Linked DNA regions of Mus musculus: region 2 is linked to region 1. The links are chromatin loops, found by intact Hi-C in ENCODE. Cell type or tissue: gastrocnemius. All regions are shown on one strand. Links, peaks and the distances in the headings refer to the core of each region. The heading gives the core; the rest is flanking DNA.

What was found. Hi-C counts contacts between places; a loop is a spot of excess contacts. Peaks named below come from ENCODE experiments on the same cell type or tissue, not always from the same donor. Only the 100,000 strongest peaks of a DNase experiment are listed, where the experiment ranks them.
Region 2: it touches region 1 in a loop (8-fold over the local background); 4 of 42 quality-filtered maps call a loop at or near these places.

The regions. Positions count from the first base shown.
Region 1 is chr19:10,726,730-10,743,081 of GRCm38, reverse strand. Cd5 (CD5 antigen) reads left to right here and starts at 4,108. Exons shown (of 11, transcript NM_007650.3): 1 at 4,108-4,287; 2 at 12,828-12,866. The coding sequence starts at 4,236. It overlaps A430093F15Rik (RIKEN cDNA A430093F15 gene), which reads right to left and starts at 2,135. Exons shown (of 4, transcript NR_027805.1): 1 at 2,080-2,135. In gastrocnemius, for the core only: no CTCF peak of the experiment used is centred there; a DNase peak (open chromatin) is centred at 9,410; H3K27ac peaks cover 2,219 bases.
Region 2 is chr19:10,785,897-10,802,248 of GRCm38, reverse strand. It overlaps Cd6 (CD6 antigen), which reads left to right. Exons shown (of 13, transcript NM_009852.3): 2 at 1,837-1,905; 3 at 2,708-3,055; 4 at 3,622-3,933; 5 at 4,271-4,573; 6 at 5,861-5,923; 7 at 7,545-7,685; 8 at 8,012-8,107; 9 at 9,305-9,421; 10 at 10,796-10,867; 11 at 11,079-11,333; 12 at 11,579-11,680; 13 at 12,006-12,910. The coding sequence ends at 12,076. A430093F15Rik (RIKEN cDNA A430093F15 gene) reads right to left here. Exons shown (of 4, transcript NR_027805.1): 4 at 16,206-16,352. Among named protein-coding and RNA genes, the nearest start is that of Cd6, 36 kb to the left of the region's middle. In gastrocnemius, for the core only: no CTCF peak of the experiment used is centred there; a DNase peak (open chromatin) is centred at 7,110; H3K27ac peaks cover 1,116 bases.

The DNA of each region.
Region 1 (16,352 bases), core at 5,399-13,398:
CTGGGTTCTAGGGGAGAGCCTTCACCTCAAACACGCAGCGATAATGATTGAGCCAGGCAGGACTCACATCCCAAGTTCCAGCTCTGTACCCTTCTTGCCTGTCCCAGACTAGCTACTACCTTGCAGGACCCAGAAGCCTTTGTGTCGACTCTTCCCTCAACCTAGAAAACCCATCCCACCAGTAAATGGGAAACCGCTCATCCTTCCAGTGTCCTTCCTCCCTCCTTGACTTCCTCACAAGTAGCAATGGCTACCGGTTTCTCTACAGTCCCCTCAGGCTGGCCCTTCCCACATCCTGTCCTCATGTCCCTTGAGAGATTTGCCTTATGCTCTCAAGGAAAACAGGCCTGGGCTGGGTGATCAACAAGGCAGGCAGCTTCAGGAGCAACTCTGCTCTAAGGGCTGGGATTGTCCACTGCTCTAAGAGGAAGGACCCTCCCACCCTCAGCTCTCTACCATATAGAGGACCCAGTACATGCATTCCTACAGGTGCCTTTGTCCACCTCACCACTCAGGTTCTGTGTGTCTGCCTGCTTTATAGAACAAGAGTTCCTTTTGGGCAAATGGATGCAGCCATCTGAAATAAGAGACAGGTGGTATGTAAGAAAGGGGACATCTACCTGCCGGGAGACCTGGAGGCACAAACCTCACTGTTCGTGAGCTGTGCACCTTTGGGGATCCACCTAACCTCAGTGATCCTCAAGTGGTTCATCGGAAAAATGGGCTTGGTTAACAGCCTTAAGCAGCCTTGTTTTCTCACGTTTACCTGTGGTCAAACAGGCTCAGTGTCGCTCAAAAGAGCAACAGAAGAGAAAGCAGGAGTCAGAACTGTGGGCTGGCTAGAGAGGCAGCCGTGGTGGGGAAGGCTGGTCACTTTAGAGAGCCTCCACTTTAGAGAGCTTCCTTGCAGGAAAGCATGGGCTGAGCCTGGGAGACTGACCTCACACGGGGAGCACTCTACCTCACAAGCCCTGCATGTCATTACCAGGGCAGCTTCCAGATGCCCCGAGCTGCAGGGAGATGGATCTCGGAATGGGGCAGTAGCTTTCCTAATATCCCCCCTCAGAAATTAAGCCAGCTTCTAGACTCCAAGTTGTTTCTACCCAACTATGCCAGTTGTCACTGAAAACTAACAACCATGGATTCTAGAACCTTCCCTCTGAGCCAGTGTTTGTGCTAATACTCCACGGGGCATATCATAAGGTAGCCTTCTTAAATACATTACACAAGGGGAATTTAGGTAATTTACTTCATTAAGTGACTCAGTTTCACCACATATATGAGAGGCTGGTGCTGTTCCAAGGGAGGCAGGCAATCGGGAGCCTGCTGAGATCTCACCTGGCCCTTCTGGTGCACAGGGTAAGTGCCCTGGAAACCTCCGACCTCTGCTTCCCCCAAGAGTTCAAGCTGATGTCCTCCCACCAAGAGCCAAATCCTTTAGGTCCCAAAACAGAGGAAGTCCCTCCTCTGAAGGCACCTGGGCACACCCTTCCCTCTACAATCTGAAGGAGGGCTGCCCTGGGGTCATCCAACTCCCCTATGCTACACAGGAACCAACTGAGGACCCCAGCTCCACGGGACTCACTCAAGGTCACAGAGCAATGGCCACACTCAAAGAGCAGGTATTGGAGGGTCAGTACCTCTCCCTCCCTCCCTCGGACAGTCCCTTCAACAGACAAGAGGTCTTCCCTTGCTCTTCCACTCCCAGGCAAGGAGCAACAGTAGGTCAGGGGTGCACTCCCTAAGCTGGGTAGGGAAGATGGACAGCCAGCCTGAGCTGGTCGTGCTCAAGGCTGCCAGTACAGAAGATCCCAGTGACTGAGTCACTCAGTCACTCATCAAATAAACACTTGGAAGGTATCCATCCTATAGATTTCACTTAGTCATCCAACCAATGTTGATCTGCTTCAGGCCCTCACATTCCTCAGCTCCCATCCCCCTCCCCCCTTCACCCTCACCCCACCTCCTTGTGGCTCCTTTGCCACCTTCTCCCCACCCCCATCCAAAAGAACCAGTGTTGGAATCACTGAGGAGTGACCCAAACCAGAAAGTCCAGTAAGGCAACTCTCCAGAGGTTACCTGGTGTCGCCAAGGCAATAGGGCAGAGCCTGTCCCTCGGAGGCTGTTGAGGTTCTGAAACTGGCCTAGGGGGCTCATCCCCCCTCCCCCACCTTTGCCTCCACCAAGCGGCGGCATGGAAAACCCAGCCAGCTCAGCTGACTTCCTCTTGTGTCATGGAAAGTGCGGGTGATAGGACAGGAAACTGTCGCCTGGGGTCTGGGGTCCCCAGCTGGCACAGGACCTGAGGTCTAGGGGATGCAAGGTAGAAAACTTTGTGGGGTAGTTACTAGGGAGTCGGTGGCAGGGGAAGAGCTACGGACCTGGAGTGCAGGGACCCCACCACTAGGGTTCCCTCCGGTACACAGCCAGTAACTGAGGTAATACATTCAGACTTCTATGAAGGTTGGAACACATAGTGAAGCCACCTAGTAGATCACACTCAGGCCTGTGAAGGGGAAATAAATCTAAAGCTCCGGGTTTGGATTGCCTTTGATAAAGAAGTGAGTCTGGAGGTCTGTGGAAGGAGATGTCGGTTTCCTTGTGTGTGCATGTGTGTGTGTGTGTGTGTGTATGTGTGTGTGTGTGTGTGTGTGTGTGTGTGTGTGTGTGAGTGTGTGCATGTGTGTGTGTGTGTGTGTGTGTGAGTGTGTGCATGTGTGTGTGTGTGTGTGTGTGTGTGTGTGTGTGTGTGCGCGTGTGTGCACATGCGTGTGCATGCATGCATATGCGAGGGCGTGGGCTGGCTGGTCAATGGACAGTGAAGCTCTCTATAAACTGTGAGGAAATAGGCTCCGATGGGCACTTAAGAAACAAAGGGATGCTAGGGATACAGATCAGTTGAGAGTGTTTGCCTTGTAAGCATGAGACACTGGGTTCCAGCAAAGGAAAAAATAACAGACACACCAGGTAGGGACTGTCCCCAGCACCCAACCCATCACCACCACCAGACAAGAGTTTCTCTGTGTAACATCCCTGGCTGTCCTGGAACTCACTTTGTAGACCAGGCTGGCCTCAAACTCACAGAGATCACCTTGCCTCTGTCTCCTGAGTGCTGGGATTAAAAGGTGTGTATCACCATGCCAGCTGCATTTCTAGTTCTTGCATATCATTGATAATGTTGAATGAATGAATGAATGAATGAATGAATGAATGAATGAATGAATGAACGAATCTAGATCCAGAGACCATACAACATGGAGATCTCACACCCAACATGAATATCTATCTCATACCTAACATGGAGATCATACCCAAAATGGGCATCTCACACCAACAGGGAGATCTCTCTCTCTCTCTCTCTCTCTCTCTCTCTCTCTCTCTCTCTCTCTCTCTCTCTCTCTCTCTCTCTCTCTTTCTCTCTCTCTCTCTCTCTCACACACACACACACACACACACACACACACAGTGCTGCAAGTTCAACTCAGATGAAGACACTCTCCTCCCCATACTTGCTGGTAAAATATTACTCTTGGATTCTTAGGCACAGCAGCTCCCGCTTGTAATTCTAACATTTGTGAGACTGAAGCAGGAGGATTACCACAAACTCCAGGCTTACATGGGCTACCTAGCAAGGTCTTGTTTTGTTTTGTTTCTTTGCTTAGATCCCCATAGGGATTCAACTCAGATTATGGACTTCCAGCCCCGTACACCATCAGGAGTGAGCAGGGCTTGTGTCTTGGTTTTCCTTATTGACCCTGCAATAAGACCTGAAGTTGCTCGCCTGCACAGTCCCCACCCCACTCAGAATCCTGTAGGGAAGGCTCCTGTCTCGGGCCCTTGCCCTTTTACCTCGGGTGAGCTCTCCTGAGAGTAGAACGACCTCTCTCTGGAGTTCCCAGCCTCTCTCTGCCCCACAGTCCCATCCCACAAGGACACCTGGTTCTGCCCAGCCATGAGAATGGCCAGTGGGCACTACCGCAGTTCCAGGCACCTCGTGCAGGAAGCTGACAGAGACTCAGGCCTCCATTCTAATTGGGGCAGGTGGTTTCACAGGGAGGAAGTTGACAGTTCAACTTCAAACAGGGTTGGCAGTGACACAGGCCCACACTGCCTGCTTCCCCTTTCCACCCCTGTTTATGCCCCCTCCCTCCAAGACAGTAAGACACTGAGTCAGACACCTCTCCTGGCTGGCCAGCTGAGCTCACTGAGGCTGAGGCAGCAGAAGGCCATTATCCATGGACTCCCACGAAGTGCTGCTGGCTGCCACATACCTGCTGGGAACGCTGGGTGAGTCTCTGCCGGTACTGGGTACTGCCAGGCTGAATACCTGTGCATACCGGGGTGCAGTAAGAGGATCTCAGTTCTTCCCAGGTCTGACTCTGGGCTCATGTGCAATAGCAGGGAGGCTTAGGGTCACAGAGGTTAGGTCAACTCCCCATTCTCCGCGGGGCTCTGCGCGTGCATTGCCAAGCCTGATCCACTGTCTTTCTCAGCTTTGGGTTAGAAGTCAGTGTGCACTTAGTTTCCAACCTGTGCAGCCACCCTCTCCAGGGTGCCACCTAGAAATGCCTGGCCTTTATTTGGTCACCTCCAGGGAGGCACAAACCTGATATTGAGGATGCTCCGGGCAGAGTAGGCTGCGGCAGAATGGTCCATTTATAAGGATGCGGAAGAACAGAGAGATGCCAAGCTCAAACAGCAGCCCTATGTCAGTTCTAAAGGAGTCCCCAACTCATGAGCCTTGCTCCAAACCTGAGACCCTGCTGGTGGGCCATCAGTGACATCAGGAAAGTAAGCGATTCTTGACTAGCCAGAGGTATGCTGTGGGCGCTAGGCCTGGAGGCCCAAAGAGATCCTCCGGGTCACAGCATGTGCACAGAGCAGAGCAGAGATGTAAACTGACGTGGCGGGGTAAAGGCTGCTGGATGCCAGGTGGGATGGAAAAGAAGAAATGGCTTTCTACTTCACAGAGAAGGGTTGGGGGCTTCAGATACCCACTCTGTACCTACAAGAGCTAGGAGTGAGTGTGAGAATGTGTGACTCTGGATGTGGAGGGGTGCGTTTTGAATGTATGTATCTATGAGAACTGTGTGTGCACTCTCCTGGACACTATATGACCTCTTCACTCATGTTAGCATGACTTGGATGCCCACGTACACACCCCTTGTGCATTGGACAGTAAGAGGTACACCATGCCTGCTTGACAAATCTTGGCTTGCTTCCTGGACCTTACTAGGACATTGATGTGGTCCCTTTGGTCCTGAGAATCTCAGAAGCCAAGCCTTTATCCCCTGCCCCAATCCAGGCCTTCTCTGCAGTCTCAGACCCACACACAAGGAGACAGGACCCACCCATGGTCCCCACTGGGCATGGAGTGAGCTCTTGGCAGGACTGCAGGTACCCCTGTTCCATGGAAGCCAGAGTCCAGAAGAGATGGAATCGAACCATCACCCCAGTAGAGTTATCATTTGGAGGCCTGGGAGCACATGGTCCCTGTATGTTGCTAGAGTCTTATAGGTAGAAAGTAGTTTCTTAGTCGTGGGTAGGTAGGGAACAGCTCGCACTTTTATTTTACTTTTATGGTCCTATGATTGAACCCAGGACCTCACACATGCTACGCAAGCTATGGCTGAGCTACAGCCTGCCACTTTTTACTTTAAAAAAAAAACAAAACTGTTTTTAGACATTTGGGTGTGTGTGTGTGTGTGTGTGTGTGTGTGTGTGTGTGTGTGTGCATACATGCATGTGTACCAAGACTTTATTCCCACCCTACAACCAGCCCTCCCCAGCAGCCTCAAGTGTGCTATGCAGGAATGCCATTGGGTCAGAGGACAATTTGCAAGAGTCAGTTCTCTCCTTCTGCCCTGTGAGTCCAAGAGATAGAAATTGGCACATGAGTCTTGGCAGAGAATGCCTTTACCCACTTAGCCATCCTACAGGGCCCCAGCTTTTTGAAGCATGGTCTCCATAAATGACCAGCTGGCCTGAACTTACTCCATAACCCAGGAGTGTCTTCAACTTGCAATCCTCCTGCCTCAGCCTCTCCGGTAGCTGGAATTACAGGCCTGTGCCACCAGGCCTGATTTTCATGAAATCCTTTTAAATCCTTTTTTTTTTTTTCCTGTTAGCTTCTGAATAGTACAGAAAATATGTGGAGCCATCTTCCCATTTTACAGTGAGTGAAAACTGAGGCCCAGGAGTGGCAAGCGCATGGTGGAACAGGTGGTGAGCAGCATGGAGAGCCTGGCCTACATTTCTGCCCTCACACAGCCCCACCACCTCTGTAGGAGTAATAGGTTCCCAAAGCCATTCTCACACGTCAGAGCATGACCATAGGAGAAGCCTTCATCAGCAGAGACACAAACATCAAGGCATAGGGCTGTGGATACTCTAGGACCTAAGGAATGAAGATCTTTACAACCTGGCTAGGGTTCCCACATTGTCCCCTCTTACAATTTTTCTGAGCCTCAATCATTGAAGTGGGTTGGGGACGTGGCTCAGACACCACAGTAACTCCAAAAACCAATTTGAGTTCCACTCTGGCACTTTTGGCTAGGTGACCCCGGGCGCTGGTTTGGTAATCCTCCCTCTCCTTCACTGTAAGGAGAATAACAGCAAATGGCAAGGAAACGAATTAACTCACAGTAGGCCTAGCCTATATGTGGTGGAGATAGTGCTCAGTGGACACTAGGGTCATCTGGAAGCAAGGCAAGGCAGAATGGGATCTTACCAAGCGCTCGCCACACCATAGATCTTCTCCCCCTTTCTTCTGCCCAGGCTGTTCATCCACCCATTCGCTTATTCACTCTCACTCATTCACTCATTCATTCATCTACAAATCTGTTCTGAGCATGTGCTACTCAGCTCTTTACAGCGGCAGGAGCATCGAGAGCCAAGGCAGACATTTTGGCCCACGGGCCTGCGCCGCTCACAGAGACCCGACAGAGGAAGTATGGAAGCCAGCACCCGAATCCTCACATGTCTGGGGGCCTGAGCACATCACAGGGCCCTACTTGGCATATGGACCTGGATGTGCAGGCACAGGATCATTTGAAGGGACTGCCATTCCCTCTGCCACCCTGAGCCCCAAGTGCTAAGAAGAGCCAGCTAGTGAAAGGAGGGGAGAGGCACTTGGGTAGAGGAGGCCACAGGGTAAAGGCCATAAGGACAAGACAGGCTAGGTATGTGCTAGCTGAGAGCAGGCTGTGAGCTGCTCTCCCAGGATACACAGCTGAGGTTGTCTTTGGCTCTAAGCACAAAGGAAAGGAACCCTGACTGACCCACAGATCCTGGAAGCCATAGGTACTGGCTCTATGCTCATTCAGCATGGCTCCACCAAGGGGGTCAGATGGTCTAAGAATTCAAGGAGAGCTGACAGAGCTAAGAGCGTCAATTCTTTGTGTGTGTGTGTTTGTGTGTATGCATGCATGTGTGTGTGTGTGTGCAGTTAGTGTGCAGCGCAGGGTGGGAGTACCTAATTTGATTTCTTCTTAGTCACCCGGAGTAACAAGAACTTCTCTGGCCCTTGGTTTTCTCATCTATAAAATGGGCTGGGCATGACGGTAATCCCAGAACTAGGTAGTGTGAGATAGAAAAATCATAAGTTCCAGGGTAGCCTGTATTGCACAGTGAGTAACTGATCTCAAAAAATCAACCAAACAAAACAGACTATCAGAAGCCGAGAGCTGTGCTCCAAAGGATAACGGTGGTAGTTTCTGTGGATTCATCCAGACTGAGTGCCTACTATGTGCTGGAGATACACAGAGAACAAAGAGACAAGGTCTCTGCCCTGGTGGATCTGACCCAGCAATCAAGGTGTGAAGGGAACTAGACAAGAGATAAAGACAGTGAGTCTGTGGGTGCTAGAAGGTCACTCGTGGGTTGGTGATAAATAAGGGAGGGCTAGGTGGGGGGCATGCTGTTTCTATACAGGATGGGTCTGACAAAAAAGAGAAAATGTTTATACCTAGGTGTGGGAAGTGAGCTGCATCTGCCACAGTGCCTGGGGGATCCAGCACAGGGGCCTGTTTTGGCTCAGCAGCTCCAAAGGAGGGGGGTGAGAGGGAGCCCACAGAGCCTCCTGAGGGACTGGAGATGCCCTCCTATGAACGGGTAAAATGGCACAGTGCAGAAGGCTTTCCTGAGCCTCTCCAGGACTGAGTCCACAACCAGATAGCTAGCCAGACATGCTCTGGAATCCAGATGTTTTCCAAGTGTGGATGCTTCATTTTAAAGAGCTGTATGCTCCTCACACCCTCGTCTCAGGGGGCAGCACTGTGCTGTAGAAAGGAACACATGCCCACTTCCACAATGACACCTGGGGGACCCAGAGGAACCCCACATGCTCTGTCAGATGGTGGGAATGAGGCACGATGTTGCTTACCTCCAGCTACATCTGTCACCATGACCAAGTCATTATCCCCTCTGAACGTTGGTTCTCCCACCTGAAAGTGGAGGCAAACACGGCCAGTTTCTACAGGCCTGTGCCGGAAAGAACAGGCCGAAGCACCGAGCTTTGCAATGTGTGAAGGTCTGTGCACCTGTAATCGCAACACCTGAGAGATGAAGAAGACCAAAGAGATTCAAGGTCATCCTCTCACATGGTGCCTTCTAGGCTAGCCTGGGCTACATAAAACCCTGTCACAAGAAAGGAAGAAAGGACGGACAGATGGATGAAAAGAAAAAATAAAGGGAGTGAGGAAGAAAAGGGAAAAACAGTTGGGGTTTCTGGAACCTTCCACGTCAGCCAATGGAGAGATGAAGGAAGAAAACCTTCCCGAAGCTGGCAGCCTCCCATGTAAAGTGATGGCTGCAGTTTGAGGAGCTCCGTCAACTGTCAGGGCACCATCGTTTATGGAATAAAGAGGCCACGTGATTGCTAAGAAATCATTACGTGAAATGAATGGGGGGGTCTTTATAGAGCAAGATCTTCATCTGAGGTGTTAGGCAAGAAATAGGCCTTTATGAGAGAGGCTTATAAGTAGGGGGATTACAGTAGCAACTATAGTTGCCAAGGTCCCAGCCCCTGCCTCCGACCCCAGGTACCTACCAGATACTAAATCGGCTTTACTTAGCATGTCCAGGCTGGAAATGACAGGCAGGACCTCTGAGCAGGTCGGAGGCAGAGGACTGAGTTTAGCTTTGCCACCAGCTGCCCTGAGCTAGGTTCTGTCCTGCAGAGCACCTAGGCCTGTGTACAGCGGCAGCCTGGCTACTGGTAAAGGGATTCACAGCATTGGATCATGAACATTTTCAACCATTCCAAAATCCATAAAAATACTTAACATTCCTGGCAAACAGGTCTGGTGCAAAATGGCAACTTGAAGTCATGGGAGGCTATTTATAATTGTGCTGCGTCCCATGCAGGGTGGGAATGCGAGCGTTTCATGTGCCTAAAGCCTGGCAGGGCTCACCGGGAGCCTTGGCTCTGGCAAATGTAGACTGCTGGCTAAGGCCCTGCTGACGGCGACACAGCCCACAGCCAGAGTCCCTGATTTTTAAAACCATCTTAACTTTCATTAGGATTTATTTTAAAAGCAAAATAAAAGGAAGTCTCAAAATAATTGGATTTCTTTCAATGTGCAGATAAGACACTATGGACAGTGGAGCTTCTTTTGTGAAATCTTTGTCTGGGCTTGCTCAGTCCAAGCCATGACTTTTGGGAGCTTGGAGGATGGTGTAGGAAAGGAAACGGCCCTGGAATTCTTAGATGCTATCCCAGCAGCGTGGGGGAGGAAATGGTTAACACTCCCATACCCCATGGTCCTGCAGCTTCCAGGGTCTCCAAGCAGAGTCCTGGGTTGGGAGTTTCAGAAAGTACTGGGCACTGGTGAAATGTGGCTCCAGAGGAGGACAGGGAGATGCTGAGCACAGCCTGTAGGGCCCAGGGCTAGGAGGGAGTTCCTGGGTACCTGTGAGAAGAGACAAAATGAATGAAGGTAGGCGGTGGACAAAGAAAGCCTGACAGTATCCTCAGACAAGCCAAGAGGCAGGATGCCATTAGTCTTCCTCTGCCAGACACTAGGACTCATTAAGAACATGGCTTGGAGATTAGGCATGTTTAGGCCAAGACAAAGGTGAAGGATCATGAAACTGAACTTCATCACTTTACAGACCAGACAGTGGGAACAAGTTGCCAGCATCACACAATAGACTCAGTGCCACATCTACCCATGATATATTTGTCTTATCGTGACTGCTGGAAATACACAGGAACTGATGTCGCACAGAGCGCAGCAGACAGCTTTGCCGCTGGTTGTATGGGCAACATACTCGCATCTCGGTTTCTTCTATCAAAGAACAGTAATATCTATCAAGACAATATTAGAGATTTAAACTAAGAATTCTCACAAGAGTGAAGAATAAAAATGCGGATGACAGTAGTGATGGTGGTGGTGGTCATGGCAGTGGCAGCAGAGATGAGGGCGGCGGTATAGTTGGATTTCTATCAATGTGCAGATAAGACACTAGAGCTATGGACATGAGGGTGGTGGTGGGCAAGCATGGTGGCAAGAGAGAGAGAGAGAGAAATGTTTATACCTAGGTGTGAGAAGTGAGCTGAATCTGCCACTGAGTGCCTGGGGGATCCAGCAAAGGGGCCTTTGGCTCAGCAGCTACAAAGGAGGAGGGAGAGAGGAAGCCCACAGAGCCTCATGGAGGACTGAAGCTGCCCTCCTATGAACGAGGCAGTGACCGAGGTGATGTGAGAACAATGACCATGGTGATGGTGGACGTGGCAACAGGGACAACGGTGGTGTGATGACTGTGGGGCTGAGGATGGTGGTGGTGGGAGCAGGAACGATGGTGGTGGTGGTGACGGTGATGATGGTACTGAGGATAATGGCAGCAGTGATGATGGTCATGCTGACACAGATGAAGGTAGTAGTAGTGAGAATAATGGTGATAGCATCAACGGTGATGATAGTGGTAGTTACGGCAGTGATGGTTATAGTGACAGTGATGGAGAGAAAGGAAATACGGTTCATCTGAGGACCAAACAGGATGAGCCACACCCTGGAATGCACAGGCATCTCTCTCAACAGATCACCTTCCTTTGTAATGTATTATTATTGGTGTGTGTGTGTGTGTGTGTGTGTGTGTGTGTGTGTGTGTGTGTGTGTGTGTGAAAGAATTCAGAAGACAACGTTTGGGAATCAGTTCTCTCCTCCCACCGTATGGAGGCAACGTCTCTCGTTTCTGCTGCTGCACTGTGAACTCCAGGCAAGCTGGACCCTGAGCTTCTGAGCAAATCTCTCTGCCACTCTTGCATTGGGCATGCTGGCATTGCAGATGAGCACACGGCATCTGACTTGATAATGTAGGTTCTGGGGTGGAACTCAATCAAGTCTTTGGGCTTGCATGGCGAACACATTTCTCTTACTTTCCTCTTTAGAATGGCAGTTTGTGTTCATTGTTCAGTCTTTCCTAAGAAAATTCTCTGAGCAGGCACAATACTGTTCTGTGTGGTGTCTACACATGGGGTCTGGGATCATCAAACCCAGTCTCTCCTTCCTTCCTTCCTTCCTTCCTTCCTTCCTTCCTTCCTTCCTTCCTTCCTTCCTCCCTCCCTCCCTCCCTCCCTCCCTCCCTTCCTTTCTTCCTTCCTTCCTTCCTTCTTTCCTCCTCTCTTCCTTCCTTTGTCTGTCTGTCTATTTTTTTTAAGACAGGGTTTCTCTGTGTAGCCCTGGTTGTCCTGGAACTCACTCTGTAGACCAGGTTGGCCTTGAACTCAGAAATCTGCCTGCCTCTGCCTCCCAAGTGCTGGGATTAAAGGCGTGCGCCACCACTGCCCGGCACTGTCTGTCTTTTTAAACTAACATGATGACCTTGACCCCTGATTCTTCTGCCTCCACTGCCCCAGAACTAGGATTGTAAGAATGCGCCAACTCATCCGGCTTATGTGGTACTGGGGACAGAACTTGGGACCTTGTGGATGTGAAGCAAGCATTCTGCCAACTGAGCTACATTCCTAAGCCCTGACATTGCTATTTTTTAAAAACAAAAGTGTGCTTCTACGTGTATGGCACACCATAGCATGTGTGTGTGGGATCAGAGAACAACTCTTTCCGCCATATGGGACCCAAGGATTGAAGTCAGGTCACTAGCCTTGGCACAAGTACCTGTCCTTAATGAATTCTCACTTTACTTTTGAGAGCCCTTACTTTACTTTTGAGACAGTACTTCTCACCAGCCTGGAGCTTGCCTTGTAGGCCAAGCTGGCTTGCCAGGGTCCCCAGGAATCTGCCTATCTCTCCCTACCAGAATTAGGATTAGGGATACAGCACATGCACAATGTCTGATATTTACACATGAGCTGTGGGGCAGAACGAACATCCTCATGCTTGCAAGACAAACACGTTCCTGACTGAGCCAGCCACTCATTGGCACTGCCCCTCCAAACAGTTCACACCCTCCCCGTGCCAGTGTGATTCACTGTCCTTTATTCTGCTCCATTTTCGTCTTAACAAGAATGCTTGCATTGCTATACAGGGACAGACAGAGTGAGGAGTCCCTGTGGGCAATGAAGCTAGTGTATATCTTGATTGCAATGGAGGTCATGCATGTGGTGTGTGTTAACATTCACAGAATCGTGCACTAAAGAAAAATCAATTCCAATTGTGTATCCATTGAGAAAACAAATTTTAAAGAGAGAGTGAATTGACAGCTGCGGCCCACTAAATTGATTTCATAACCACGTTGGGTCCTAAGCTACAGCATGAAAATCCCTGCCCTGAATCTCCGTGACAGACAGTGGGGTGGGGAGGCAGTCGGGCAGGGGAGCGGGAAAAGGAGCGTCCCATTCTGATCTACTTCTCCCTTTTCCACAGCGGCTTTCTGCCTCGGACAGTCTGGAAGGGGTGGCCTAGGTAAGAAAGAACAGGATCAAGGAAGGCTTCGTAGGCTACATGAGGATTTGCTAAAAACCTGCCTCCTCCGTCAATGTGAACTCCGCCTCTTGCAAACACACATCAGCCATGCCAGTGCATGTATAGGCAGCACCCTTCATAATCACTACACGAGTGCTAGCTAGCATGCCCCCCACCCTACTCTGTGGGCAGGAAACAGACCCACCCACAAATGCACCTCACGAAGCCTTGTTTCCTCTCTGGTCCTCCGTCATGGACACTTGCAGATAGGCCGTGAGAAAGGTTGTGTCAGATTGCAAAGAGCAGAGCGTCTATACCTCAATCTTAGAAGCCACCATTTCTCAAGCGGTTGGGCCACACAGCATCTCCTACTGGACACTAACAATGTACACTGGCTTAGTGAAGGCTCCGAGACTCCCGCAGTACAGAAGCCTGTTGATTTAGTTCTCCATGCCGGGGGTGACTCCCAGGGCCTTTTGCGTGCTGGACAGGTACTCTACTATTGAGCTACATTCCCAGACCTAAACATCATTTAAGTTGACCGTCTCCACATTCATTGTCCCATCTCCACTTTAACCTGGATAACACTGTGCTGAATTTATCTGAAGAGAGATGAGAGCCTTGTAAAACCACCATATAGCATCAGGGGCGTTAATAGGCCCCGGGTCAGACCGTGGGCCCTTAGATGACATCCCAGCCTCAGGTTCTAGTAAGTCACTTCCTGCCTGAGCCTCACCTGCCCACCTACAGAAGAGAAGAAAATATCTTTCTCTGGAGGACTCCATGAGGTGCTTACCAAGCCAGGAGCACATGAAGTATCTACAGTGATTAGATGTGAAACCGGTCCTCTCCATCCAGCTAGCTGGTGACCTTGGTCAGCCACAGCCCTGCTCTCTGTGCTTCACACATCCCCAAGAGCAGGAAGGAAAAGAAAGGCAGCCTGGCCAGTGGCTCTAAGCCAAAGACAAGTCCGAGAAGCCTTTTCGTTTTTAAATGTGTTGCTTGAGTGAGCAATAAATCTGCTCAGCTCAAAGTTTCCTATGACAAGATCAGCTGCTAAATTCACTCCTGTCTCTGCTCCTCACCTGTCCTTCCTGCCTCTCACCCAACACCCCAGGTAATGACTGTGTTATATATCCTCCCAGAATCTCTTTGTGTACATACACACACACACACACAAAGAGAGAGACAGAGACAGAGATAGAGAGATAGAATGAGACAGAGAGAGACGAACTGATGGACAGCCAGAGTCAGAGAGACACAGGGACAGAGACACAAAGACGCAGAGATATACAGAAAAACAGAAAGAGAGGGAACACACTATCTGTGGCTTCAAATAAGTGAAGAACAAAAATGAGGCAGGATCAAAAATGAGATGGCTCAGTGTGTAGAATGCTAGCCTTGCAAGCAAGAGGACGTGAATGTGGTTCCAGAACGCAAAAAGAAAACCCAGACACCATGGGCATAAAGGCAGGCAGGCCCCTGGGACTCACTAGTCAGCTTCAGACCACTAGAAAACACTGCCTCAAAAATATAGACGGTGCCTGAGGAACAACACACACAAACTACATGAACAGTCAGGCTTGGACTCATACAACTGCCTTTCGTGTCAATGTTACCCCAACAGTACAGAAACACAATCATTTACACAGTTTTGCAATGTATTAGAATTCTAAATACCTTAGAGATGACAGCATACAGAGGATGTATGTAGGTCAGGTGCAGACACTTTGCCATCTTGTTTGTTGTTGCAGTGTTGGGGATGGAACTCACGGCCCCGAGTATGTAAAACCAAGCTCTACTACTGAGCTACATATATCTCCAGCCCCTTCCCACTTGGGAGCAGGGGGTGGTTAGCTTGCTTGCTTGTTTGTTTGACAGCTGCGTGGTCCACACTGGCCTCAAACTCACCAAGTTTTACCTCGGTGCTGAGATGACAGGCATGTGCCACCTTGCCTGGTCCTAGACCATTTATGTGAGGAACCTAAGCATCTGTGAGTTCTAGTAACCACAAGAGGTCCTAGAAGCATTTCCTATGGGTCCCAAGGGGGCATTTCTATATATAATACAGTCTTTCCCCCCATCATCAAGCTTCATAAACTCACAAAACCAGGAGCCTGCCTTATAACCTAGAAATTTCTCTTTAAGGTGTTTACTCAAGAGAAATGGAAATAGGAGCCTACGTGCCAGCCTGCACATGTAAATTTATAATCATTTTGATACATGGCCGGCAAACCCCCAAAACAACCCACATGATGATGCATAGAAAAGAAATGGAGAAAATTCACACAATGAAATGTTATTCCACAGAAATTAAAAAAAAAAAAAAGACACAAACTACTGATCTACCAAGGAACACACATAAACCACAAATATACACAGAGGGCAAGAGGCCACAGCAAATGGCCATCTGTGATTTAATTCAATCATGTGACCATGTACAAGAGCAGGAACTAGTCCTTCATGGTAGAGGGCAGGGCAGTCCTTCCCTGAGGCTGGAGCCAGGGAAATGAACTGGCCATTGAGGAGCGAGCACGATGTGTCTAGATGACAGACAGGCTCTGTATCGAGATCACACACTAGCCATGAGCTTGTGCATGCTCATCAGCTTCCACAGAACCCTGACAATGAGTGTATCTTACCGTATGAGAGGCGTGCCTCCGTACCGTTTTCAATGTTTTGTTTCATTGAGACAGGGTCTTCTGTACCCCAGGCTGTCCTCACACTCACTGTGATGCTGAGGATGGCCTTGAACTAGTTCTCCTTCCTCCACTGCCAAGTCCTGGGACTGCAGACATGAACACCACACCCAGCTAATACAGGTGATTTAAGACAAAGAGGTCCTGGGAGAAAGAGCCAGGGAGAAGGCACAGTCCAGTAAAGAGCTGGTGCACGAGGACCCGAGTTCAATTCTCAGAGCCCACATTAAAAAAAAAAAAAAGACCTAGTGGCAGCAGTGGTGCACACCCTTAATCCTATCGCTCAAGAGGCAGAGACAGGCAGATCTCTGTGAGTTCAAGGCCAGTCTGATCTACAGAGTGAATTTCTGGACAACGAGGACTACCCAGAGAGACCCTGTCTTGAAAAACAAAACAAAAAGGCAGGACACGATGGCGCACTTGTAATCCTATGCTGGATAGGAATAGATGTGCAGAGCTTCCTGCCCAGCAGGCCTAACTGAATTGGTATGTCCAAGTCCTAGTGAAAGACCATGTCTCTAAAAAGAAGATGGACATCGAGCTCCTGAGGAATGACACTCAAAACTGACCTCTGACACACATGTGCACACATGCACACACATCTGCATGTATACACAGAGACACCAGATAGATATCAGGCCTCAGGCCTATTGAGACAGAACTTCCAAGGTTGGGGGGGGGGGGATTTTGTTGGACAGAAGGCGCAGGACATCTTGTCCACAGTCCCATGGTTCCCTCTAACTCAAAAACCTGAGCATACACAGCATAGGGCCAACACAGCGACCTG
Region 2 (16,352 bases), core at 4,993-12,992, 60 kb before region 1:
AGCAAATTATATTTATTTGTTTGCGTGTGTTTGTTCCACGACGTGTGCGTGAAGTCAGAGGGCAACCCATTGAGGTCAGTTCTCTCTTTCCACCCTGTGAGTCCTGGGGACTGATCTCAGGTCATCAGACTTGGCAGCAAGTGCCTCTACCTGCTGAGCCGTCTCTCCCATCCAGCACTGCTTTCTCTTTAGGTCCAGGCATCTTAATATCACAAAGCAGATTCATGGGGAAGGCAAATGTTTGTTTGCTTGCTTGTTTTTCAAACTATACTTTATTGAAGAAAAAAAGTAACCCAATTTGAAATGGGAACTGTAGAACTGGGCAAAGTGTTGGTGACACAGAGGAAAGACTTGTCCTGTCCTGGAGCCTCTGTGAACAGAGACCATGGTGGAAGGAGAGCTCAAGGTAGCACAGAAATTCAAGATCACAGAAACCAGGTTCTTTTTTGCATCTAGTGATGCGACAATGACTGTAAAACAAAGTCCACAGTTCTCGAGTGCAGCCAATCTCAATAAACTGGGGATGATTTGGGGGAAGGGGGCAGGGAGCTGGCAGCTTCTACTCTGTGCTTCCATTCTGTCAGCCAATCAACACTATGCTGAACATCCTGAAAGACCCACCTGGGATCTGCCCTCTAGGACTTTCTAGTCTAGGGAAAATAATATAAAATAATATGCACCTCTACACACAAGAAAGTGATTGTCCATACCAAGAGAAAGAGATGATACTAAAGTGAGCTGAACCCCAAAAACCCCAACATGGTTTTACACACACACACACACACACACCACACACACACACACACACACACACACACTTGGACATATGGCCAGATAGATACAGTCTCGACCACATGCTAACACAGCTCCCCACCCTGGCCACCAACCCAACCCTCCCCTCTGCTCCTTCCCCCTGCGTATGCAGAAATATCGAAAGCCACACTGGAGCACAGGGCTCGTTGCTGTGGGAACCAGAATTCTGCAAAATTATGCAATCTTCACTCGTGCACATCTGAATTCTCGCTCTGAGTGTGACAGTCACTGTGCAGTTTGTGCTTTGAATTCTGAGTCATTGCCCCATCTAGATCAAGCTGGGCAGCAAAGGATGGAGTTGGTGAAGACTTGCAACTAAAGACCTGAATTCTTTCTGTCAGGCTCATGGAGACACCTAGAGAAGGAGGGCTGTGTCTAAAAGGGTGGTGCCCTGGGGTTTCCCTGGACCCTAGACAGGAGAGTAATCAGGGAGACCCAGAGAGGCTTATACTTTGAGAGAAGCTACGGCATTCAGATGAGGGACTGTCTGCTCAAGGGATCTCACAGGGAGGGAGCCACGATTGGGGAGGGCGAGACACTTCTATCCTTCCTCCCTCCAGCTCTGTTGTAGCTCCCATAGCCTGGATCCCACAGAAATCTAAAGCCCTAGGCAGATGCTGAGGTCAGCCTCAGACAGAGTGGACAGTAATGGCTCTGAAGGGACAGACGCATCCTATGTGGCATGAGCAATGGATTTTTATCACCCGGGTTTCCCTTTCTGATCTGTAAGGTGGGACTACTAACAATATGCTGCACTATGCTGCTGAGAGTAAATGGATTACAGTATGCAAAGACTGGAACAGGTCCTAAGAGAAAACTAGTTTCTCGGTGTCTGAAAGCACTTTGTAGCTCAGCAGTTCCCACACAGTTTGAGAAATTCTTCCATCCTGAGGGGGGCAAAGGAACCAAGGCTGAGGATCCCATTTCCCCACAAGCCTCGGCAGGCCCCTGTCACTAGAGCATTCTGTGGCCTCCCAGGCTGTAGCTCCCTTGCTTACCCTGGCTGCCGCTGGTTCATTTCAGGTCTCCCATCTCCAGCCCCCTCTGGCCAGCACAAAAATGGCACCATCCCGAACATGACCTTGGACCTAGGTAAGCAAACCACATTCCAGTCACTACAGTCAACTTTCTGGGACCAAGTAGACTGGGTCTTGGATAACAAGGACAGTGGAATTTCAGATGCCAAAGAAGTCCTCTGACTCTCGAGATCACTTCTTCCTCCTGGTCCAGGGATGCAGGCTCCTCTCTATTTGAGAGCCTCATGTATACCCAAGATACTTAAGAGGTTTGTGCAGAGGAAGCTAGAGTTTGTGGTGGGGTAATGAGCACTGCCAGCCCATTCTTTCATTTGCTCTCCATGTGTTTATTGAGGGCCCTACTCTGTGCACAGCTGTGACAGAGAAGTGGGGTACATACTAGGGAGCAGGATCGGACAGGTCATTCCTAAGAAAGGTTCCTATAGGGAGGTCACCCCCAACCACTACAACTGCAGGTCTTGTCACTGTCATACCCTCTAGGATAGTAACTTTAGTGCAGCCGAGGAACCAGGGAAGGGACTTGAGCCAGAACCTTGCTTTTCTGTTACAAAACGTTCCAGTGGAGACAGGGGCACCAGAGAGGGGATTGTGAGACCCTGCTTCTGGTCCAAGCCTCCCTAAGCTCCATAGCCATTCTTGAGCCGCACCTCTTCTCTCAATTGAATGCTAGGGTCAGGCCTTGAAGTTCTCCTGTCCTCTCATGAGGCAACCCAGTGGTACCCTACAGGTGGGAAGGCCTGAGGCCCGGAGTTGGGAGGGGTGTTGTATAAGGTCATGAAACAGGGTAGAGGGATCGTCCTACCCTGGTGAAAGAACAAAGATCTGATGAAGTCCCAGCTCGCTCTTGACCCTTCCAGAGGAGCGGCTGGGGATTCGCCTGGTGAACGGGAGCAGTCGCTGCAGCGGATCTGTGAAGGTTCTACTGGAGTCCTGGGAGCCTGTGTGTGCGGCACACTGGAACAGGGCTGCTACGGAGGCTGTGTGCAAAGCGCTGAACTGTGGTGATTCGGGAAAGGTTACCTACCTGATGCCACCCACCTCTGAGCTTCCACCAGGAGCCACTTCTGGGAACACAAGCAGCGCCGGGAATACGACGTGGGCGCGGGCACCAACTGAGAGATGCAGGGGAGCCAATTGGCAGTTCTGCAAGGTGCAGGACCAGGAGTGTAGCAGCGACAGGCGGCTGGTGTGGGTCACCTGTGCAGGTACAAATGCCTGCCTACATATCTGCCCTACAACCTCAGGTTTAAACATTGCAGCCAAACCTTGGTCTCCAGGCTTACACCCCACCCCCACCCCCAGCCTCCCAAGTCATGCAAACTTAAGAGCTCCACATGGTTGCCCACATCAAATTATGTCATTTTCAGATTTGAGTGTCGCTCTGAATGTGGCCTGCAGACTCCTCCCCTGCTAGATATCCAGAGCATCCACTTAGTCCCCTTTAGTCCTCTATCCTAACCCAGTCTTCGGTGTATTCTCTGTCTCCTTTCTGATTGGGACCTGTATGCCCAGCCTTTCCCCGCATTCTGAGGCTGCCTTTGGCTAAGGCTTGGTGGCCAAGACCTTCACTCAAGGCCACACCTACGTGGTCTTTAGTCCTTCCTCCTGCGTTTCAAGTTCCTCCCACATTATCTCAAAACCACGCCCACCGACTGGGTTCTCAGTTTAGAAGGGACTCCAAAACCCTCCAGATTGCAGCCATTCCCACGGAGTCCAATGCCCCACTCTTCCTGTGCCCACCACTAACAATCTAAAACCCTCCCACCTCCAGAGAACCAAGCAGTGCGGTTAGTGGATGGTAGCAGCCGCTGTGCTGGCCGAGTGGAGATGCTGGAGCATGGTGAATGGGGTACCGTGTGCGACGACACGTGGGACCTGCAGGATGCACACGTAGTGTGTAAGCAACTGAAGTGCGGCTGGGCAGTGAAGGCGCTGGCCGGCTTGCACTTCACCCCAGGCCAAGGACCCATCCACCGCGATCAGGTGAACTGCTCTGGGACTGAGGCTTACCTGTGGGACTGCCCGGGACGGCCAGGAGACCAGTACTGTGGTCACAAGGAGGACGCAGGAGTGGTGTGCTCAGGTCAGTGAGCCTGGAGGGCAGGATATGTTTACCAGGGGTTCTGTTTGGCCTGTGCTTCTTGTGTATATCCACAAAAATGACGGGTGTTAATAAAGTGATCGTAACCATTCCCCCCACCCCCACCCCCACCCCCATGCAGCTGCTTCTTCCTGTCCACAGCCCATGCTTTGAGCAGCCAGGGTCTAGAGAGGGCCGTAGCAGTTGGGGTGGACAAAGGGGTCACAGATGCAAGAGAGAAAACATGTAGGGCTATCTGGGTTCTTCTCTGCATTGATGCTCTAGGTCGGCAGGGTTTTGGGCCCAAAGCATTTAGCTTGACTTCATCACCTGCCCACAGAGCACCAGTCCTGGCGCCTGACTGGAGGCATTGACTCCTGCGAAGGGCAAGTGGAAGTGTACTTCCGGGGTGTCTGGAGCACGGTGTGTGACAGCGAGTGGTACCCATCTGAGGCCAAAGTGCTCTGTCGGTCCTTGGGTTGCGGATCAGCAGTGGCTCGGCCCAGGGGGCTGCCACACTCCCTGGACGGTAGAATGTACTACTCCTGCAAAGGACAGGAGCCCGCCCTCAGCACCTGTTCCTGGCGGTTCAACAACTCCAACCTGTGCAGCCAGTCGCGGGCAGCCAGGGTTGTCTGCTCAGGTATTCCTTCCCCAGCCCCTCCACCACTAGATTTAGTCCACAAATTTTGTCTCTGCCGACAGCTGGCATATACTGGCCCAAGAAAGACCATTGCACTTACCATGCACAGGCAGACATTAATTAGGATGGTTTTGTTTTTTTCTGCAGTATGGTCAGCTCAGACCCAAATTCATGGGTTAAGTATTTATCAAGGAAGTCATTATTATGTTTATTGGAAATGGTTCAGTAGGTGGTGATTTCGGGAAAAATCAGGTTGGGAAACACAGATGGTAATAACAATCAAGACAACATCTGGAGCTATAAAATCACATGTCAAGCACTGCCAAGCTCTCTGTAGCTTGTCTCAGTTTAGCCTTATGCCCACTGGGCTTCTACTGTCCTTCACCAACTCTAAGACTACAGTGGCAAGTCACAGCATTAGTGTCTTATAGACCATAAAGACAAATGAATGCAGTCTGGAATTGTAGCTCAGTGGTAAACCACTTGCCTAATTTGCATGAAGCCCTGGGTTCAAACCTCAACACCTCAAGGAAGAAAAGAAAGGAGGACGGGAGGGAAGGAGGAAAGAAACACCTAGAATTCTGATATGTTTGGTGTGGTGAAAGAAACTAAAAATAAATATTGTCCAGACTCTTGACATGCTGTCATATCTAGTAAGGCCATGGTTCCAACTGCAGAGGCGTTATAGTATGAAGCTAAGGTTCCCACCCGTGGGAACACAGTGTTGGCCTCTCTGTGGAGTGCAGACCCCTGACTCTGAGCTCCAGCTCCCGTTTACCAGCCAGGACTGGGACAGTTCCTCAACTCCTGTGGCTTCAGAATAAAGGATGCTTTACCAGGTAGCTGGAGATGCTACAGCTAATGGACCCGTGTAGGCTCCAAACCCTAAGAAGCAATTAGAAGGGGGTGTGGATTATGCTAATGAGGACAAAGCTCCCTGGCTCCTGAGGTCCCAAACAGCAAACTGAAAGTTGAGTGGAGGGCTGGCAAGATGGCTCAGCAATTAATATTAAAAAAAAAAAGAAAGTTGAGTGGAGAAAGGACAGAGGGTCTGTAGCAGCTTACAAAGGAAGAAGGAATCCCACCCCCATTCTAACTGAAGCATTGCCTGGCCAGCTTGCCACAGGGGATCCCCTCATGGCAGGTGGCCTGGGCAGCTTCTGTACCCTTTTCCCCACAACAGGAATACTCCAGGGTTCTAAGGCACGCGTCTGTCTTATTCAGTTTCTAGGTACGCAGTAGGAACTCAGTAAGCTCACTAAGTGAATGTGTGGTACTTTCCAACAGGCTCCCAGAGACATCTCAATCTGTCTACTTCTGAAGTGCCTTCCAGAGTTCCAGTCACGATAGGTGAGTGTAGCTTTTCCCCGGCACTGCAGGTGTTCATGTGTGTTCATACAATCCTGGCTGTCTGCCTGGGGACAAACTGATGGCTTTTTTCTAGGACTCCCCCCCAATCCTGTGAATGAACTAGTCCCTCGGGGGGACATCCTGCCATATAGGACCTATGTGAGCAACACACACACACACACACACACACACACACACACACCACCCCTCCTTGATCCAGAAAGGTCCCAAATGCTTTGGGACCACTTGGGTGCAACACTCCTGGGCTGGCCAGGTGATGGGGTACCAAGAGCACCAGTCAGTGTGAACAAGGTTTAGAACCTGGGGTCTACTGCCTTCCTGCATTATTTCTCAAGCGTTTCTGCCTCCCGAATCAACTGAGCCAAGCCTCTCTACAGTCTGATACCCAGGAGCAAGCTGGGGTTCAGAGGTTAGAGATAGCAGCCCTGTAGGCCAGAGCTACAAACATTAACTCTATTTCCAGATCTGTGTAGCTTGGCCAGCAGCAGGGCTGGCTCCTGGGGCTTATGTCCCAGCTGTGTGTGCTAGCTGTGAGTCATCATGTCTCTGAGCTTCAGGTTCCTTGAGTTTGGGGGATGGAGATCAAGGTATCTTTCTAGGGAAACTGTTGTGAAGTCATTTCATCAAGTAGTTTTCTATCACTTAGAATGGGTCTGAGCTATAAGAGCCATATGGAAGCTAAGCACTGGCTGGGTTCCCTTCCCCACTGCCTAAATCGCTCACATCCTGCCTCAGGCCCTCAATATGTCCAGGACAGGGCTTGGAGGAGAGACTGAAGGACCAGAGTCCTGCCAGAGACCCTGGCTGTGGATAAAGAGATAGATCGACAGGGGTGAATGCTGGGAGCTGCCCAGGCTATGGACTGAGGCTGGCAAGACCTGCAGCTCCCATGGCCCCTTTTGGAGTCATACCTACTCCAAAGTGCAAAGAAAGATGCAGCCTCTAGGGGCCATGTGTGTGGGCCCAGCATTAACACTTCACTTAGCCTCAGGGTTTTCCCCAAAGCCCCCACACCTCAGCAAACACTCACACTGCTCTGGCTACCAAATCTCCCTTCCCTTCCTAGCCCAGACCACCCTGTCAGCAGTTAGAAAGGGGAAGAAAATGAGGACTGAGTGCTGTATTTTCCCTGGGGAAGTAGACACAGACAGCCAATGCATGTGGCCCAGCTTGACATCTTCCCACTTGGCAGAGCCTCCAGGCCTGTGATAATGTCATCATGTTGTAACCCTAGGATATAATACCTGAAACACAGTGGCACTAAATAATTGTCTACTGAACAAAAACTGGTGCTGAAGGTGGGGGTGTGGGGTGGAGGATTTGGGGGTGCGGGGAATAGAACAAGCTGTGGGCTAGGAGCCAGAGGAAATTTTCTGGCAGTAAATGCTTTTAGTCAATTGCTTATTTAATACACACTTACGGAGCACTTATCATATATGAGGCACTTAAAAGCCAAGATAGAAAGATTTGAATAAAAGAAGGGAGGAGGACAATCGTGAGAAGGAAAGTGGATCAGTTCATGGGTAGAAAGTCAAGGAAAGGTGTGAAGGGAGCCCGCATCTGTTTCTTTTTCTGCCTGAATTGGACTTTCTGTTTCCAGAATCTTCTGTGCCGGTGAGCGTGAAGGATAAGGACTCACAAGGGCTGACACTTCTCATTCTCTGTATTGTCCTGGGAATTCTCCTCCTCGTCTCCACCATCTTCATAGTTATTCTTCTCTTGAGAGCCAAAGGACAATACGGTAGGTGTGACGTTTCCAGAGCTACTGCACAGGAAACTGCAGTTATGAGGCACAGGCATGCCCCAGTAGGTGAAGTGTAGAAGAGACGTGGTCCTGCAAGACTACCCAGCTCAGGCCTAGGGAAAACCAAACCTCTTGATGGTGGGAAAGATTTTCCCAGCATGCCCAGTAGTGGAGCCTGCTTGCAGAGGCCTCTTAGGAGAAGCAGACTCTGTGTTTGTGTTGGGTATGGGTGAAGCAGATGCGTCCTTGAACCTGGAACTTGAAAGACTGGGAGACAGACACAATGAAAGTGATGCATAGACTCTCTGCCTCCCTCCCCCCAGCCCTCCCTGCTTCAGTGAACCACCAGCAACTGTCTACTGCCAACCAAGCAGGGATCAATAACTACCATCCTGTCCCTATCACCATTGCCAAAGAAGGTAGGATGTCACCCATGGGGAAGGCAGGGGGAAGACAGGGAGGGTAGACTCTGGAGGGTCATCACTGCTGAGGCTGAAGTGGCAGCAACAGGAGAGGAGCCCAGGCCAGACTGTGCACAAACTGTGTTGCTTTGAGTTCATAGCCTTTGGCTTAGCAGACAAGTGACCTTCTAACTCAATCTTGTACCAACTCTGGGCTTTTGAGTTCTGGGCAAACGCAAGCCAATGGTTTGAGATGTTGGCTCTCAGAAGAAAGGTTGGCTTTGCTCACTGGCTAGTAGACTTGTGATGTCACTTCTCAAGACACTTCCCAACCAGATGACCAACAGAGTCCATCACTGTCCTCCCAGAACCAGGGCTGGGTGTGTGGCTATGTTGGTAAAGTGCTTAAAACACACAGGCCTTGTGGTTCAATGCTCAGCACCATATAGCCCAGACATGATGCTGCACTCCTGTAATACCAGAACTTTGGAGGTGGAGGCAAGGAGGATCAGCAGATCAGGGTCACCTTGAGTTTGAAGCTAATATGAGCTACCTGAGACCCTATTTTTTCTTTAAAAGAAATAATTTTTTTTTCATTTTCTCTGAGTAAAAGAATTAGGACTAGAGAGATAGCTCCCTCAGTTAGTTAAAGTGCTGGCCTTGCAAAGGTAAGGACATGAATCAATCCCCAGCGTCCATGCAGAAGCCGGGCATGGTGGCACGAGGCTGTAAGCCTAGTGGGGGGGGCAGGGGGGAACCAGGGGGGGGAGCTGAGATGAGCAGACGCTCAGGCCTTGCTAGCCAGCCAGTCTAGCCTAGTCAGCAAGCTCCAGGTCCCAGCAAGAGAACCTATGTGGTGCAGAGCATGGTGGCCAGTGGCACGTGGCTTTAATCCTAGGGCTCAGATTTCAGTGCATTCAAGGCCAGCCCTATTGGCATAGAGAAGGCCAGGCCAGCCAGGGATACACTATCTCCTGGGACTAGTCTCTACACACACACACACACACACACACACACACACACACACACACACAGAGTCACTCACCCTTTAGGACACATAATTTGCCTTTAAAGAGTTTTAAGTTCAATGTCATTGCATTTTTGAAACAAAATTGGTCACTTGCTACTCTGTCCTTGTCCCTGCTACTGGGCCCTCAAACCTTATGCCCATCTTGGGGCTGTACCCTGGCCCCCAACCCTCTCTTCTCTTCCCAGCTCCTATGCTGTTCATCCAGCCCCGGGTCCCTGCAGACTCGGACTCCAGTTCTGACTCCGACTATGAGCACTATGACTTCAGCTCCCAGCCACCTGTGGCCCTGACCACCTTCTACAGTGAGTGCTGGGCTGGCCTCAGAGGTTTGGGACCTACATGTAGGAGGGCATCTGCTGGTGCCCACAGGGCTTTCACACGACTTCCTTGACGCTCCTCTGTATTGATTCTGAATGGTCCTAAAGTAAAACTTTCAATGTGCCCTTTGACCCTGGAGACCTGACTATTCATGGGAGTGTCTCCTGTGCTGTTGTCGGTCGGGTAAGGTCTCAGAACCATCACCAGGCCTAGATGCTTGAGACTCTGCAAATGCCAAGGGTCCAGGTGAGACACGATTCAGGCAAATCCATTCACACCCATCATCACCAAACCACGCTTCACTCTGGCCTGCACAGTCCCCGCCACTGCTGTGCCAGCTCACACCTCCTAGTCAGTTTGTCTGGTTCTCCCACTACCTGCTGGGAACAGGATCAGGGAAGATGGCACTTGCATCAGGGTCCTGGCAATGTTGGAAGGACAGACTAGGTCAGAGTCCTGTGCCTCTGTGGATCTACCTGGAGGATGCCCCTGAACCCCACTTACACCTACTGTGCCATCAAGCTAGGACCAGAGTTCCACCATGTGTATCAGAAACCCTCCAAATACCAGGGTCCTGAAAGTTGTGGGGACCCCAGGTTCCTTTGATGCAGCTGTGAGCTCCTAGGACATTGTCTTTACATGATGCAGAGTCATTGCCATAACCACATAGCAGGACAAGGACATCCTTCACTTCCATCCCTCCACGCAGCACACAAGCCTACTAGCTGTAAGAAGGGTGGGACAGGGAGACTCCTCCCAGGTATTTGAGGATTAGACAGGGGAAGATGGACGCTAGGCGGTAGTCTATATCTCCACCCCCCTGCTGACTTGGAGACTCTGTGATATGCTTGGTGTTTGGCAACCACTCAGATACTGTGGGGCATCTGATCCCGCGTGTATAAGGTGCAATGTTGTGTCCCAAATGCAATGACATTGAAACGCAAAATCACTGTTAGGCTTCAAAGAGCTGACCCACATTCTTAACACTCAACTTAAGCCTGATCCTGAGCCTTAAAACTACACAGGATGCAATATTCTGGGCCAGGTGGTTTCTCCTTAGCCCTAAAGCAGTGCCTCCCAGGGCAAATGCCAGCCCATTTCTGGAGCAACCAGGACATGAAGGCAAGCCCAGAGTTGGTAACACTCTTATACGGAGCATCTGTGGCACGGGACAGTAGGTTTCTAGCCAGAAACCACCAGTGTCTCCACATTGGTTCACGGTAGACCTGAGACACCCTAGACTCGAGATGAAAATATAGATGAGAGTTGACCCTTGTCCAAGTCAGGGTAGTCCCTCCTCCAGGCCCCTGGTACAGGAGACAGACATGTATCCCTTTACCTTACTCTGCTTCCTACAGATTCCCAGCGACACCGGGTCACAGAGGAGGAAGCTCAGCAGAACAGGTTTCAGATGCCACCCTTGGAGGAAGGTGAGTCCAGAGCGGGCAGGTCTTGGAGAAGAGAGGCAGGGTGCTGACCTTGCCTCCAAACTCAGTAGCTAAGCTCACCTCAGGATGCATCAGCAGCAACTTCCCTCAACTAGTGTCTCGGACCTAAACATTCCCATAGGTATTAAGTTCTGCTGGGAGCCTAACTTAGAGCTCTCTTGCTTCCATACTTCCTTCCCTTTTCCTGGCCCAGGACTTGAAGAGCTGCATGTTTCCCACATCCCAGCGGCTGACCCCAGACCCTGTGTGGCAGATGTCCCCTCTCGGGGCTCTCAGTACCACGTGAGGAACAACAGTGATTCCAGCACCTCCTCTGAGGAGGGCTACTGCAATGATCCCAGCAGCAAGCCACCTCCATGGAATTCCCAGGCGTTTTATTCTGAGAAGAGTCCCCTCACAGAGCAGCCCCCCAACTTGGAACTGGCTGGCTCTCCGGCAGTGTTTTCAGGTAACTGTGTGTCCTTCCATGCTCCCAACCCTGTGTCCAACCTGCCCAGAAAAGACATAGAGCCAAACCCTGAGCTGCTGGCTGGCTGTGTGACCTTGGACAAGTCTCCTTCCCTCTCTGGGCCTTCATTTCCTCATTTGTCCAGCTTCAGACTTGGCTCTCCTGAGTCTTCAGGGCTTCTGGCTCTGGGAGCTCATGTGCAGCCGGGCTCCTGGCAGAGAATAACTAGCTCGGGTCTTCCGCAGGGCCCTCAGCCGATGACAGCTCCAGCACCTCATCCGGAGAGTGGTACCAGAACTTCCAGCCACCACCCCAGCATCCTCCAGCAGAACAGTTTGAATGTCCAGGTAGCTGGGGTCGGGGGTGGGCCATAGAGGATGTGGGTAGGATGGAGAAATATTCGGAAGTTTCTGTGAGAGGAAGTGAGCTTACTGTCAGTGGAGGCATTCAAGCAGAAACTGCTCGTTGGCCACGAGCACCAGCCTGGGAACCTCAGCTCTGTACTAGACAAGGCTCTGGCTGGAGGCAGCAGTAAACAAAAGGATAAGATGGTTTCAGATGGTGCCTCAGGAACTGGGGTAGGGGATGGACACAGGCCGGCTCACTCTCACTTTCTCATGGCAGGGGTAGCCACTGTGTCCCCTACTGACCTGATTCTCTTGTCCCCCACAGGACCCCCTGGCCCCCAAACAGACTCCATTGATGATGATGAGGAGGATTACGATGACATCGGTGCAGCCTAGCCTGGGTCCCCGAGGCTCCTGGGTGGCCCCTCCCTCTGCTCTCTTGTTCTAGCCCCTAGCAGAGGTGGAAGGGTGGGCATTCTCCCAGCCCCTCATCCTCCACCCATTGATTAACCTGCAGGAGCCCGGAACAGAAGACAAAGCCAGTGGTGTGAGAGCTGAGTCCTGGGTTGAACAAACAGGGTCTGGCCACTTCTTGGGAGTGGTGAAGGGTCATGCTGGGTGACCCTGAGGCCTTATCTCACTCCGTGTCTGGCACTTTGATCCTAAGCCTCAGGAAGCTGCTGAAGGGGCTGAGTAGCCCACCCACTGCTGAAATACAGGCCCTGGGCCAGGGGCTGCCATTATCACCCAGGAAGTCAGCGATGTCTCAATACAACCTGGGGCCTCAATCAATCAGAGTAGCAGCCGCTTTAGCACGGGCATGGCCTCCCTGGGCACTGTCACCTAAGAGTAACCATGGCGAATACATGCTTGCTTCCAGAGGTCTCTGAGTCCACCACAGGCACTAGCTGGACTCCTTTCTCTATCCCTAGACAATTATTCTAATTCCTTGGGCTTTATAAGAGCATCCCTGCCCTGCCTGAGTCAGGGGATCCACAGCCCCATTGGGACAAGAATGCAGGGACCTGTTCTGGAGGGCTAGAGGGCACCAAAAGCTCCGAGTCCCCACAGGTCCCCTTGGGTTGACAGGAACACTTTGGGAGAGTGTGGTTATTGCAGCCAAGACCTTAAACAGGTCCTCCCCACAGCGTCAGAGAACTGGAGGGTCCCAGCCAGGCTACAGTGGCCTGTCCTGAGTTCCAGAGATTAAACGATTACTGAGTGAAAACTAGGCGTGTCTTGACAATTCTTTAAACTCGGTGCTGTATGTGTTTGTGTGTGTGTACATACGTGCACACATGTGACAACGTACGTTTCCTCAGGGGTAGAGGAGCCCAAGTTCTTATCATGGAATGTTCTGGAGGATCCAGTAAGAATAAGGAATGTGACACCATGCACAAGTATATCTGAACTCTGGCTACCCATGTTCAATCCTGAGGGACATCTGGACACACACACATCTTAAAGTTGTTCCCCAATGAATAAGAGATGGCATCCTGAGGTTGGCTGGGGACCTGGGTGTGCTTCATTTCCCCTAACCCCCACCACCTTAGGAGATGTCCCTAGTGCTCCAGTGCCCCCATAAAATACTCTCAAGGGGGAAGTGGCTTGAGAGCAGCCACCTTCCCTTGACACCGTTGGTAGGAGCCTAGTTGCATGCACTGTGCCAGGGATCCAGGCTAGCGGTGGGTAAAGTAGAGGCAGCTCTGATCCATTTGGGCAGAACTGTCAGGGCTGCCATCCACTGTGGTCCAGCACTCTGGCCAATGCAGGGAAAGGAGACCCAGGCTCTCCCAAAGGATGGGCTGCAGATGGGAGCCACCCACTGTTCTCAGGCCAGTGAGCCAGACTGGCTCTCCCACAGGAGCTGGCTGTCTGCATCCCTTGGCTGCTCAAGGGCCTTCCTGCCATACTGCCTGGTCAAGATTGTGTCCATACCAGTCGACTTCGAGCCTGACTCCAGCCTTCGCCCGACCCTGCCAGCAGAGTCCAGCCTTCCCCCAGGAGCTGGCAGCTGGGAGTTGGACCTGCTCTCCCCTCTGTCCCTGCTGTATCAGTCACAGTCTTTCCTGGGGCAACCGTCCCAGGATGTGGTTGCCTGTGATGCGGTACCTCCCAGTCAAGACTCCCCACAACTGCTAGGGGGATTCCTAGGGGAGGAGCCGCAGCTGCTGCAGGCAGGGCATCCTCCGGTCCTGAACCACTGGGAAAGCTTTTTGCTCCACAGCCTGGATTCTACTCCCCGTGCTGTTCTGTAAATTCCTGTGCAGACTCAGGCCAGTGCTCACCCTCTCTGGTCCTTGGCTAGCAAAAGCTTGACTGCTAGGCACCAGCCCTACTGTTCAATAGAAGAAACTGAGGGTGGGAACTGGTCTTTCTCTCAGCTCTATTTGCTTGGCAAGGTGTGGCCAGGCCCTGGCTGACACTCGGAGTGGCCTCCTGAGTGAGGTCTATGCTAAAGGACATCTGTGTCTGCTATTGTGTGCCAGGCCAGAACCATGTGCCTTTATGCAACCCTTACAGTTCCTTTACATTCTTGAGATGTCTGAAAGAGCCCCAGTGCATGGGGCAGGGGAAATGGAATGGGGGTGAGTGGAGATGATGGGACAGGCCAGGAGGAATTTGAAAAACTATCTAGCTAGAACCAACATAGATATACCCAGGAGGCTTCTTCTCTAGCAGGCTGGTTGCCAGGCTCAGAAGCCAGAAAGCTAACTTGCAGGGTACACCTGACAAACTCCACTCTCCATCCATGACGTTACCACGTCTGCAGATTCATGAAGACCCCCATGAGGGTCCTCAAGGTGGGCAGGGACACTGGGATGTGGCTGATCCTCAGGGACCCCTCTAGAATTGACCTTGAGCCTCTTGCCTGGCAAGATGGGATAGGGTCTTCTCAGCTGGGAGGAGCAGGGGAGCCCCTGGGTGAAGGGACCAGTTCAAAGTCATCTCAGTGGAAAGTTTGTCTCCTACCACATCCTTCAGCTGTTTACGGGGTGGTGGGGGCCTGGCATCCTGACATGAAAAGAGGCTCACCCCGCACCATCGTGGAGGAAGGACCAAAATAGCAGCTAGGGGAGGGGGACAGGGTAAAAGAATGAATATCAGGGGCAAGGTGTGTCCCACAGCCTTGGAGAGTCCTGGCTCTGCCCTGCAGGGTTTTCACTTCTTCCGAGAGAACTATGAAGCCCAGGAAAGTCTTCCAAGTAGGTCAAGGTCACCTAGGTGGGACTGTGGGGCCTGATTAAGCCCATAAGTTATTGCTATTACCCAGGGCACACAAGATGTGTGAGAAGACTGGCTAGAGGGGCCAAGTGGATTGGAGTCCCAGGGACCGTCAGGAGGTGGGTCTTCCTGGGTAAGGATTATGGATGACCCAGCCAAGTCACCCTGGATACAGGTGGATGTCTCCCACCCAACCTAGGCCCACTTGACCCCAGCCACCCCCAAGTCCAAGGACGGAGAGGGTTCTGCCTCCTAAAAGTCACCACTTCCAAGCATACCTCCTATGTCTCTGGCGGTGCTCTCCACAGCCTCAGCTTTTCACATGCGGTATCACACAGTACAAGTGAGAAGAGCGAGCCAAGCACACCGTGTTCCTCCACGGCCATAAAAACACCCTCCAGACAGCTGGGCTTCAGGTCAAGGAGCTGTGGCTAAGCTCCAACCCAGGCCTGCAGTCTCCCTGACTGGGTGCAACAAGCATTTCCCTGGATTCCATCTCCCCAACCTCCATCCTTCCTCTGACCTTCATCTCTCCCCTAGCCTCTATCCCTCCCTGACCTTCCTCCCTTCCTCCCTGACCTCTACTCCCTCACCTGGTTTCCATCCTTCCCCTTAACCTTCCTCTGCCCTCCAAGTATGGTACCCACTGTGCCTCTGAGAACAGGACCCAAAAATACCCATACTATAGCGCCCCTTAATCCCTAATCCTTGGTCACAACACGGTGACCCCCTTTGTGACATGACCTCAATGGCCACCCTTTACTCTCCCAGACCTGTGGCCCCACCTCTGGCTAGAATCCTAACCCCTAAACTTGGCTCTATGCCTCCTGCCTCGGCCCTCAGTCCTTTCACCTCTCTGTAGCTTGAAGCGGCAGGAGGGACCAGTTATAGACACAGACATTCAACAGGGAGACCTGTACCGGGCAGGACTATTGACCCTTCAGCCAACTCTCACGGGGCTTAGGGTCAGCCTTGTACACACATTCACACACACATACACACACACACACACACACACACACACACACACACACACACACGATGGGGACAGCCAGTGCAGAGCCACCACAGCCAGGTTGCCCTGTTAATGGGAGCTGCAAAGGCTCTGGCAGTAGGGAGCTCCCTAGGGAGGATGACAGACGTGACACTTGCTCTGGGCCCTACCCTGTGAAGACCCTGAGTGACTTTGCCATTGATTCAAAGCACTTCCTTGGCCCATTTCCCCCCATGTGTCTTCAAGATTTTATCTGTGAACTGCTTGCTCCTCTGGCTCCCTTACTAGATTTTCCTTAAACTCATTGTGTAGAAAATAAAATAAAAATAAATTTATTTTCAATGGGATCTTTGACATTTTACAAAGCATCCAACATGTGTTTCTTGAAAGACAAAATACAAAGACTCAGGGGCAGCCTCCTCTCAGAGGGGCCTGAGAGAGGCAGCCATGGTG